Linked DNA regions of Homo sapiens: all the other regions are linked to region 3. Evidence: chromatin contacts called from ENCODE Hi-C or POLR2A ChIA-PET data. All regions are on one chromosome and are shown on one strand. Each heading gives the region's core, a stretch centred on a gene start or an enhancer-like site at or near the end of the contact. The rest is flanking DNA. Distances are from core to core; before and after follow the strand shown.

Region 1 (2,700 bases), core at 65-2,564, 79 kb before region 3:
AGCTAAGTCCTTCATTAAATCTGTATTTTGGGATTCCGATGTAAAATAGAGTCTGGCCATCCCCAAAGCCCAGCAGAGCCAGTTTCCTCTCTGCCTTTCTCTTTTATGGCCTCTGCCGCATTTTCTACCTCTTCTCCGACCTTTTGGTCGTCTCATGGGTTTCCTGGAGCCAGGATTCCGCTTTAAATTGGTCAGGCTCATGCGCAGCAGGGCCCAGAGCTGCCATAACCTGCGAAAAGAGTTTTATTTCTTCCTTTCTGACCTGTATGTCTTTTGTTTCCTAATTGCATAGCCTAGATCCTCCATCTGGTACAATGTTGAATAGGAGTGGTAAGAGAGACACCCTCGCTTTGTTCCTGCAATCGGGGGGTGGGGGGAAGATTTCAGTCTTTCACTACTCAGTATGAGGCTACCTGTAGGTTCTTTGTAGGAGCCTTTCATCAGGTTGATGAAATTCCTCTCTATTCTTAGTTTGCTGAGAATTTTCATCACGAAGGGTGTTGGATTTTGTCAAATGCCTTTGCTGCGTCATTTCCACTCACATTTCATTGGGAAAACCTGTTATACCTGTCCAATAGCGGCAGAACATCAGGTAAAGGCCAGTGGTGACAGCTGTGGCAACAGGCCAAGCTCCAGACCTTGCCAGGCTAGAGGTGGCCTGGGGTTGGAGCAGGCTTAACCCCCTCCCTCTGCTCAGAAGGTCCAGCATCCTGACCAGACTCGGCAGCTTATTGAATTTGCCGGGGTGCAAGCTTCCTTGCACTGTCCACATGTTCTTACCAGGGAAGGGTCTACCCAGGGCCATCCTGCCTCAAAGGAGAAGTGGTTTACTGTTTTCTCCACCTTTAGAGGGAATGAGGGTCCCTGCTCCTGGTCCTTACTCTACTCCACTGTCCAATTGGCGCATGCCCTGAGGCTCTCATTATACAAATTGGAAGCTAAGGTGCAAAAGAACTAAGAATTTGCATAAGGTCCCCAACAGGTGAAGGCAGGCCCCAAACCTAGGATCTAGATTTCGTTTTTCTGACCCCGCTTCCTTTAACCTGCAGGGCTGGCCCAACGCCCCGGGCTTCACCCAACACTGGGCGCAGGCGGGAAGGCCGAGAGGCTGGGTCGGGCGCCCAAGCGAGGGCCCAGGTGGGGCGAAACAGGCGCAGTCAAGGGGCTGGCACCTTGGCCCCCCGCCGTGGATTCAAAGGGTCAGGCTCCGCCCCCTCCAAGCCCCGAGCCCACTTTGATGTGCTGATGCGGCCTGGAAGGGGCCACTTCACACCTCGGGCTCGGCATAAAGCGGCCGCCGGCCGCCGGCCCCCAGACGCGCCGCCGCTGCCATGGCCCAGCCCCTGTGCCCGCCGCTCTCCGAGTCCTGGATGCTCTCTGCGGCCTGGGGCCCAACTCGGCGGCCGCCGCCCTCCGACAAGGACTGCGGCCGCTCCCTCGTCTCGTCCCCAGACTCATGGGGCAGCACCCCAGCCGACAGCCCCGTGGCGAGCCCCGCGCGGCCAGGCACCCTCCGGGACCCCCGCGCCCCCTCCGTAGGTAGGCGCGGCGCGCGCAGCAGCCGCCTGGGCAGCGGGCAGAGGCAGAGCGCCAGTGAGCGGGAGAAACTGCGCATGCGCACGCTGGCCCGCGCCCTGCACGAGCTGCGCCGCTTTCTACCGCCGTCCGTGGCGCCCGCGGGCCAGAGCCTGACCAAGATCGAGACGCTGCGCCTGGCTATCCGCTATATCGGCCACCTGTCGGCCGTGCTAGGCCTCAGCGAGGAGAGTCTCCAGCGCCGGTGCCGGCAGCGCGGTGACGCGGGGTCCCCTCGGGGCTGCCCGCTGTGCCCCGACGACTGCCCCGCGCAGATGCAGACACGGACGCAGGCTGAGGGGCAGGGGCAGGGGCGCGGGCTGGGCCTGGTATCCGCCGTCCGCGCCGGGGCGTCCTGGGGATCCCCGCCTGCCTGCCCCGGAGCCCGAGCTGCACCCGAGCCGCGCGACCCGCCTGCGCTGTTCGCCGAGGCGGCGTGCCCTGAAGGGCAGGCGATGGAGCCAAGCCCACCGTCCCCGGTTAGTGTCCCCTTCCCCGCGCCCCCTTCGTCCGTGCCCCCGCGCACAGCCCCACCGCCCGCCAAGGTGAGGACCAGGCACCCTGCTGCTCCCCGCCGGCAGCCTGGCCACCTGGCCACCATAGTATGCCCAGGGCTCCAAGAAGCGAAGGCAGGGAAAGGCCACGCAGAGGACTGGGTCTCCCCTCGCTAGGGGCCCCCTGAGAGTGGAGCCCACGAGCGCGGACACCCGCACAAGGCCACCAGTGCTTGAGGGCTGCGCTGTTCCGTCTCTCCCTACAGCTCCTTCCGGGCGACGTGCTGGCTCTGTTGGAGACCTGGATGCCCCTCTCGCCTCTGGAGTGGCTGCCTGAGGAGCCCAAGTGACAAGGGACAACTGACGCCGTCTCTGTGAGCACCGAGGCTTTTTGGCCTCAGCACCTTCGAAGTGGTTCCTTGGCAGACTGCCTTTCCTGGAAGAGGGCACGGGCGATCCCGACGGGGGCATTCCTGCGGGTGAGAGCCGTCCCCACCGCGGCGGCCCTTCTCAGCCCCTCCCTCCATGGAGGGACCCATAGGGCTAGACACTTTGAGGCAAGCAGGAGGCTCTGCCTAATGTGAATTTATTTATTTGTGAATAAACTGTACTGGTGTCAGTTGGCAATTTC
Region 2 (2,700 bases), core at 196-2,695, 100 kb before region 3:
TGGGGCTGAATAATACATGTAAGGTGCCAAGAATGATGATGGGCACATAGAAAGTGTTCAACAAATTTTGGTTAATATGATTTTTTATGGACGATGAGTCATTCATGAGCCTCATGAATGAACGAATCTTGAAGAAAACTTGAAATCACCAGCTCTAGGCCCATCTACTCAGGAAATGCTGCCCTTACCCTGGGACTTCCTTCCCCCACTGCAGTCTTAATAGCACTTGAAGCCAGCACGCCCACCCTGCTACTTTCCACCCTCTGAGAAAGTCGGCGGGCTCCCCCTCTTTCCCATGGCTGTGAAGACTGCTTGTGGTGACTGTGGAGATGGCCTTAACTTCCCAGGGTCCCATCTCTTCTCCCACGGAGCCGGGGGTTCCTTCCATTCTCCCCTCCGTTAGATAATCCTGGAGTAGATAAGCTGGGATCGAAAAAGTACGAGATTCTCTGCAGACTGGAGGCTGGGGAACACAGCAAGGGCCTCCACACATACCTGGTACACTGCGGCCAGCTCCAAAGTTGCTGGGGCCGCCGTCCAGGGCACTGGTGGGTTCCGGGGCTCTGGGGACGACTGCGTCCAGGGACAGCCTTGGGGTGGCGTCCAAAGAGACGCGTCGGAGGTTGTCCCTTGGGACGAATACGGGGGCGACTGTATCTTGGGGCAGTAAGGGGGTGTTGCCCAGGGATCCGTGTCGTGGACCCCCCTCCCCAGGCGCTCGGGTGCGGCTTGGGCTCCGGGGCAGGCGGACGGGGATCCCCAGGACGCCTCGGCGAGGACGGCGGAGACCAGGCCCGGCCTGCGCCCCTGCCCTTGCCCCTGTCCTTGCCCCTGTCCTTGCCCCTGCCCTTGCCCCTGCCCCTGCCCCTGCCCTTGCCCCTGCCCCTCCGCCTGCGTCTGCGCCTCTGCGGGGCCACGGTCGGGGCACAGCGGGCAGCCCCAAGGGGACCCCGCGTCCCCGCGCTGCCTGCGCCGGCACTGCAGACTCTCCTCGCTGAGACCCAGCACGGCCGATAGGTGGCCGATGTAGCGGATGGCCAGGCGCAGCGTCTCGATCTTGGTCAGGCTCTGGCCGGCCGGCGCCAAGGAGGGAGGCAGAAAGCGGCGCAACTCGTGCAGGGCGCGGGCCAGCGTGCGCATGCGCAGTTTCTCCCGCTCGCTGGCGCTCTGCCGCTGTCCGCCCGCTGGTCCGGTGCGCGCTCGTCTGGGCGTCGTCGCGGCTGCCTCTGCGGCTCGGGAGCTGCAGCTCGGAGGCTGTGGCTGCGGGAGTCCGCGGGCGCCGTCGCAGGGGCACGAACCCGACGAATCGGAGGAGGAGGCCGGGGACGTGGAGTCCCAGTGGCCGGCCCAGCCCCAGCCCTGGGCGAAGATCCAGTGGTCGTGGCCGAGGAGGCTCTGCGGAGGAGGCGACTGGGCCATGGCCGGGCTGCAGGCTCTGGGAGGCTGGGTTGGCCACCTCCAGGCCTGAGCTTTTATGTTGACCAAAGGTGCGAGGTGGCCCCCCGCCAGGTTGCAGAGAGGTGTCAAAACCCACAGAGCCCAGGGAAAGTCTGGGCAGGGGGCCCCTGGGAAAGCGGGCCCATTTGCGGAGGTGTGGATTCTGACTCCTTGGGGGCTCTAAATGGAGGCCCCTGCAGCCCGGGAAGTATGGGAGGGACAATTCGCATCTGGATGGAGCTGCTAAGCTTCTCACCACGCTCCCACCCACGCCCCTGCCCCGTCCACTGCTCACGGTGAGTGCCCGGGAGCCCAACAGAGGCGGGTAGTGCCATGGTCTGTGGGTGCCTCAGGGACCCCGTGAGGAGTGGGTGCCTCTCTCATCACTAACCTCCCGGAGGTCTGTGCCCAGGACGCTGTGCCTACTGTTGTATTAAATAAGGCATCAAGACAAGCCCGGAGGGCCCTGCCCATGGTGGCTGAGGAAGAAGTGCAGGTGGGCCCTTCTGGGGTCCCCAAAATCCACAGTTTCTGATTTGTTGAGTGACACACCAAGAAAGGCATCTCACTGCCCATGGTCTGTATCTACTCTTGAGAAATGGAATAGATTAGGTTGGGGAAGAGGAGTTGGGTACCCTAGGTGATGAAAACCGGCGAAAATGGGTCCCCAAGCCGGCCTCTTTATTGGCTGTGACCTTGGTTAAGTTATTTAGCTCCTCTGAGCCTCAGATTCCCTCATCGGTACCAATAGTGATACAAAATACCTATGCCTAGGATGGTTCCTGGACTAAGTACAGCGATCCCTGTAAAGCACTTAGGCCCTGGCAAGTGAGCTGAAGGTTTGCCATGATCGTTTTATAAAGAAGGTACTGGCCAGGCATGGTGGCTGATGCCTGTAATCCCAGCACTTTGGGAGGCCGAGGTGGATGGATCACCTGAGGTCATAAGTTCGAGACCAGCCTGGCCAACATGCTGAAACCCTGTCTCTACTAAAAATACAAAAACCAGCCGAGTGTGGTGGCAGGCACCTGTAATCCCAGCTACTCGGGAGGCTGAGGCAGGAGAATCGCTTGAACCCGGGAGGCGGAGGTTGCAGTGAGCTGAGATCGTGCCACTGCACTCCAGCCTGGGCGAGTGCGAGACTCCGTCTCAAAAATAAATAAATAAGTAAATAAATAAATAAATAAATAAAATAAAAGGAAAGTACTTAGATTTCAAGGCACTAATGGACTTTATTCATTTAATTCATATTTATTTATTTAT
Region 3 (2,700 bases), core at 49-2,548:
TAGGTATCAGGGGAGTGAGCTGAGGTGGGGGTGGGAGTGATGGGATCTGACTTGGTCCCTGGAGAACAGAGATTGCCTTGGCAGCTCTCCAGCACCCCGGATGGTGACCAGGAGGACATGGCCGGCTGACTCTTGTTTTCCCCATGGGCTCTCCCACGCTCCCATGATTGGGGCATCTAGAGACCTCTTTGGCCTTGGTTCCTCCCAGGTCGCTTGGACTCAGGCTAGTTGCACCATTGGTCCCCATGACCCCGGGGTCAGCTTCCCGGGAGGCTGGAGAGGGAGGTGGGACAACTTGAATGTGTTCCTTCCGCACCAGGAGCAGGAGAATGTGCTGCAGCGGGTCCTGCAGCTGCCGGTGGTGAGTGGCACCTGCGAATGCTTCCAGAAGACCTACACCAGCACTAAGGAAGCCCACCCCCTGGTGGCCTCTGTGTGCAATGCCTATGAGAAGGGCGTGCAGAGCGCCAGTAGCTTGGCTGCCTGGAGCATGGAGCCGGTGGTCCGCAGGCTGTCCACCCAGTGTGAGTCCTTGCGGCGCTCAGCAGCTGCCTGCTTGTTCACTGCCTACCTTCCAGTCTGTCTGTCCGCCTCTCAGTCTGTCTGACTGTCTGATAACTTGCTTGTCTGTCTGCTTAACTGCCCACATCCCATTGCATGGTCTTCTTATCTATGGCTATAAAGGTATACATACAGATCTCTTTTCTTCTATAGATGCCTATCTATGGCCCAGCTGGCATTTTCCTAGGATAACAATGATGGCCAGAGAATCTGCAGGGGAAGGGAAGGCAGAGCTGTGCAGGCAGTGGTGAGGGTAGGGCCCATGGCAGACCAGACACTCACTGTCGCAGCACAGGCAGCAGCAGCAGCAAGAACCAGCAGAGTCTGGCAGAGGCAGAGGCAGCCGGCACTAGGGGGCCTGGCAGGGCCGGAGGGCACGGAGGGAGGGGAAAGCTGGCTGAGCCCAGCAGCTGATGGTAGCGGCTCATGACGGGTGGGGGTGGCAGAGAGCCTCCAGCCAGGGCCCTAGAGGCAGAAGATGGCTCTCCTACTGGCCTTACCAGATGTGCACCACTCAAATTGTTCTGCCCCATCTGAAAATGTGGTCTCCAAGGCATACACAGGGCTGAGGGAAATCGCAGCAATGCCAAAAAGTCTGGTACCTTCCACCATCCTAATTACAGAATTATGGGTAGCTGAGGACTCCACACAGCAAACAGGAGAGGACCGATGTGAAGTAGGCCCAGGCCCTGTCCCTGGCTACAATCTCCTTAAATAGTTTCCTTGAGTCTCATTCTGCCCAACTGGAAGACAGCCAAGTCATCTGGGCTCTCTGCTGCTTGAGAATTTTGTGAAGAAAAATAAGGTATCTGGCAAAAGAATATATGAAAGAGTATGAAGAACTCTCCTTGAAAGCTGTGGCCCCCATTGGCCATGGCTGCAGAGCCGATGTCCCGGCCAATCCAGGCGGGATCCCCTTGAAGCAGGTGCATCTCTGATGCATGCCCACTCTCCGGGGGCAACTCTTTTCCCTTCCCTGTGACCCTCTTCGGACAGTTGACCATCTCAACACCTAGTGGTTAAAAAGAAGAGCATGGACGGCCTGGGGCCTGCACTGGCTGTGCTGGGAGTTTGTCATGTTGATAGCTAAGCAGGCCCAGCCCCAAGGCCTCACTGCCATCTGCTTCCCTCTCACACCTCTCTTCTCCCTCCTCATGCTCACTCAGAGCCCCCTTGCAGGTCAGGAAGGAAGAGAAGGAGGGAAAGAACGGTACTTGTTGGTGATTCATATAGCTCCCATCATTCTTCTTCACAAAAATCCTGCCAGGCAGGCACCATTAATTCACCTTTTACAAGGTAGGAAGCAGAGGCTCAGACAGGCTGTGACTAGCTGAGGCCACAGGCTTCTTAGATGTGGTCACTTGGCCTTTTGAGTGCAGGTCTGAGCGACTCCAGAGTTCCCACACAGACAGAAGAAACTGGCCCGGGTCTTGAGGAGTCCCTGCAGACAAGGGCGAAAGAGGGCAAAGGGCCTGGGGCCCAGAGATGCTGGGGAGGCAGCAGGCCTTGGGATTTGAGGGCTCCAAGTCACTTCCTTGGCACAGAAGCCACTGCTAGATTCTCATGGGGAGGGGCAGGGCTCACCCAAACTTGGCCCTTTCCTTCCAGTCACAGCTGCCAATGAGCTGGCCTGCCGAGGCTTGGACCACCTGGAGGAAAAGATCCCCGCCCTCCAGTACCCCCCTGAAAAGGTGAGCCCTTCCCACCTCTCGAAGCCTCCCTGCACTCTGTCGTCACCGCCTCTCAGGGAGGAGAGGGCAGGGGCTGCTGATGCCGTGACTGGAAGTCTGTGTCCCATGGTGAGCACCCTCCAAGGCTGGCGGAGAGTGCCTGCTCCCAAGGCCACACAACAGGCTCCTCTTCTCCCTGTGAAGCTAAACGGAGGTGGGGTTTCTGGGACCAGCAGGCACGAGCCCAGAGGCAAACCCAAACAGGAGCTTGAGGCGGGTCCCACTGCCTCCCGATACCGCACCCTGGGATCTGAGGTTCCATAGTCTGCCCTGGACCACTTGGCAACTACAGCTGCCTAAGATCATGAGTCACACTCATTCAGATCCCAGGAGTGTCATCCCATATCCTCAAGATCCAACCTTTTATGGACCATGAGATTGAAGGTCACTTTACCTGGCTACATATTTA

Evidence for each region. A loop is a pair of places that touch in the nucleus more often than their neighbours do. ChIA-PET counts read pairs that join two places held with the same protein, here RNA polymerase II (POLR2A). Pooled maps may share reads with other maps.
Region 1: a pooled map shows a loop between it and region 3 (4-fold over the local background). The contact joins the promoter of MESP1 here to the enhancer-like site in region 3. A Hi-C loop is called at or near these places in 2 of 37 single-sample maps with no recorded cell type and 2 of 50 pooled maps. POLR2A ChIA-PET finds 5 or more read pairs at or near these places in 3 of 52 experiments (AG04449, H1 and OCI-LY7).
Region 2: a loop to region 3 is called in a map of endothelial cell of hepatic sinusoid, with 6 times the contacts of the local background. The contact joins the promoter of MESP2 here to the enhancer-like site in region 3. A Hi-C loop is called at or near these places in 1 of 168 maps with a recorded cell type or tissue (endothelial cell of hepatic sinusoid). POLR2A ChIA-PET finds 5 or more read pairs at or near these places in 2 of 52 experiments (OCI-LY7 and WTC11).

Annotation. Positions count from the first base shown.
Region 1 is chr15:89,749,863-89,752,562 of GRCh38, reverse strand. It overlaps MESP1 (mesoderm posterior bHLH transcription factor 1), which reads left to right and starts at 1,314. Exons shown (of 2, transcript NM_018670.4): 1 at 1,314-2,054; 2 at 2,336-2,688. The coding sequence starts at 1,332. The coding sequence ends at 2,419. It also overlaps the pseudogene MRPL15P1. RefSeq lists silencers at 1,264-1,693, 1,754-2,043.
Region 2 is chr15:89,775,077-89,777,776 of GRCh38, reverse strand. It overlaps MESP2 (mesoderm posterior bHLH transcription factor 2), which reads right to left and starts at 1,445. Exons shown (of 2, transcript NM_001039958.2): 1 at 496-1,445. The coding sequence starts at 1,419. LOC124903550 (a long non-coding RNA gene) reads left to right here and starts at 1,168. Exons shown (of 2, transcript XR_007064751.1): 1 at 1,168-1,487. RefSeq lists a silencer at 1,022-1,181.
Region 3 is chr15:89,671,034-89,673,733 of GRCh38, reverse strand. It overlaps PLIN1 (perilipin 1), which reads left to right. Exons shown (of 9, transcript NM_002666.5): 3 at 320-524; 4 at 2,170-2,252. Among named protein-coding and RNA genes, the nearest start is that of PLIN1, 7.0 kb to the left of the region's middle. RefSeq lists silencers at 322-616, 1,158-1,422. Within about 2 kb of position 1,298, at least 3 of the 41 ENCODE cell types and tissues checked have a DNase peak (open chromatin) inside an H3K27ac peak, as active enhancers do.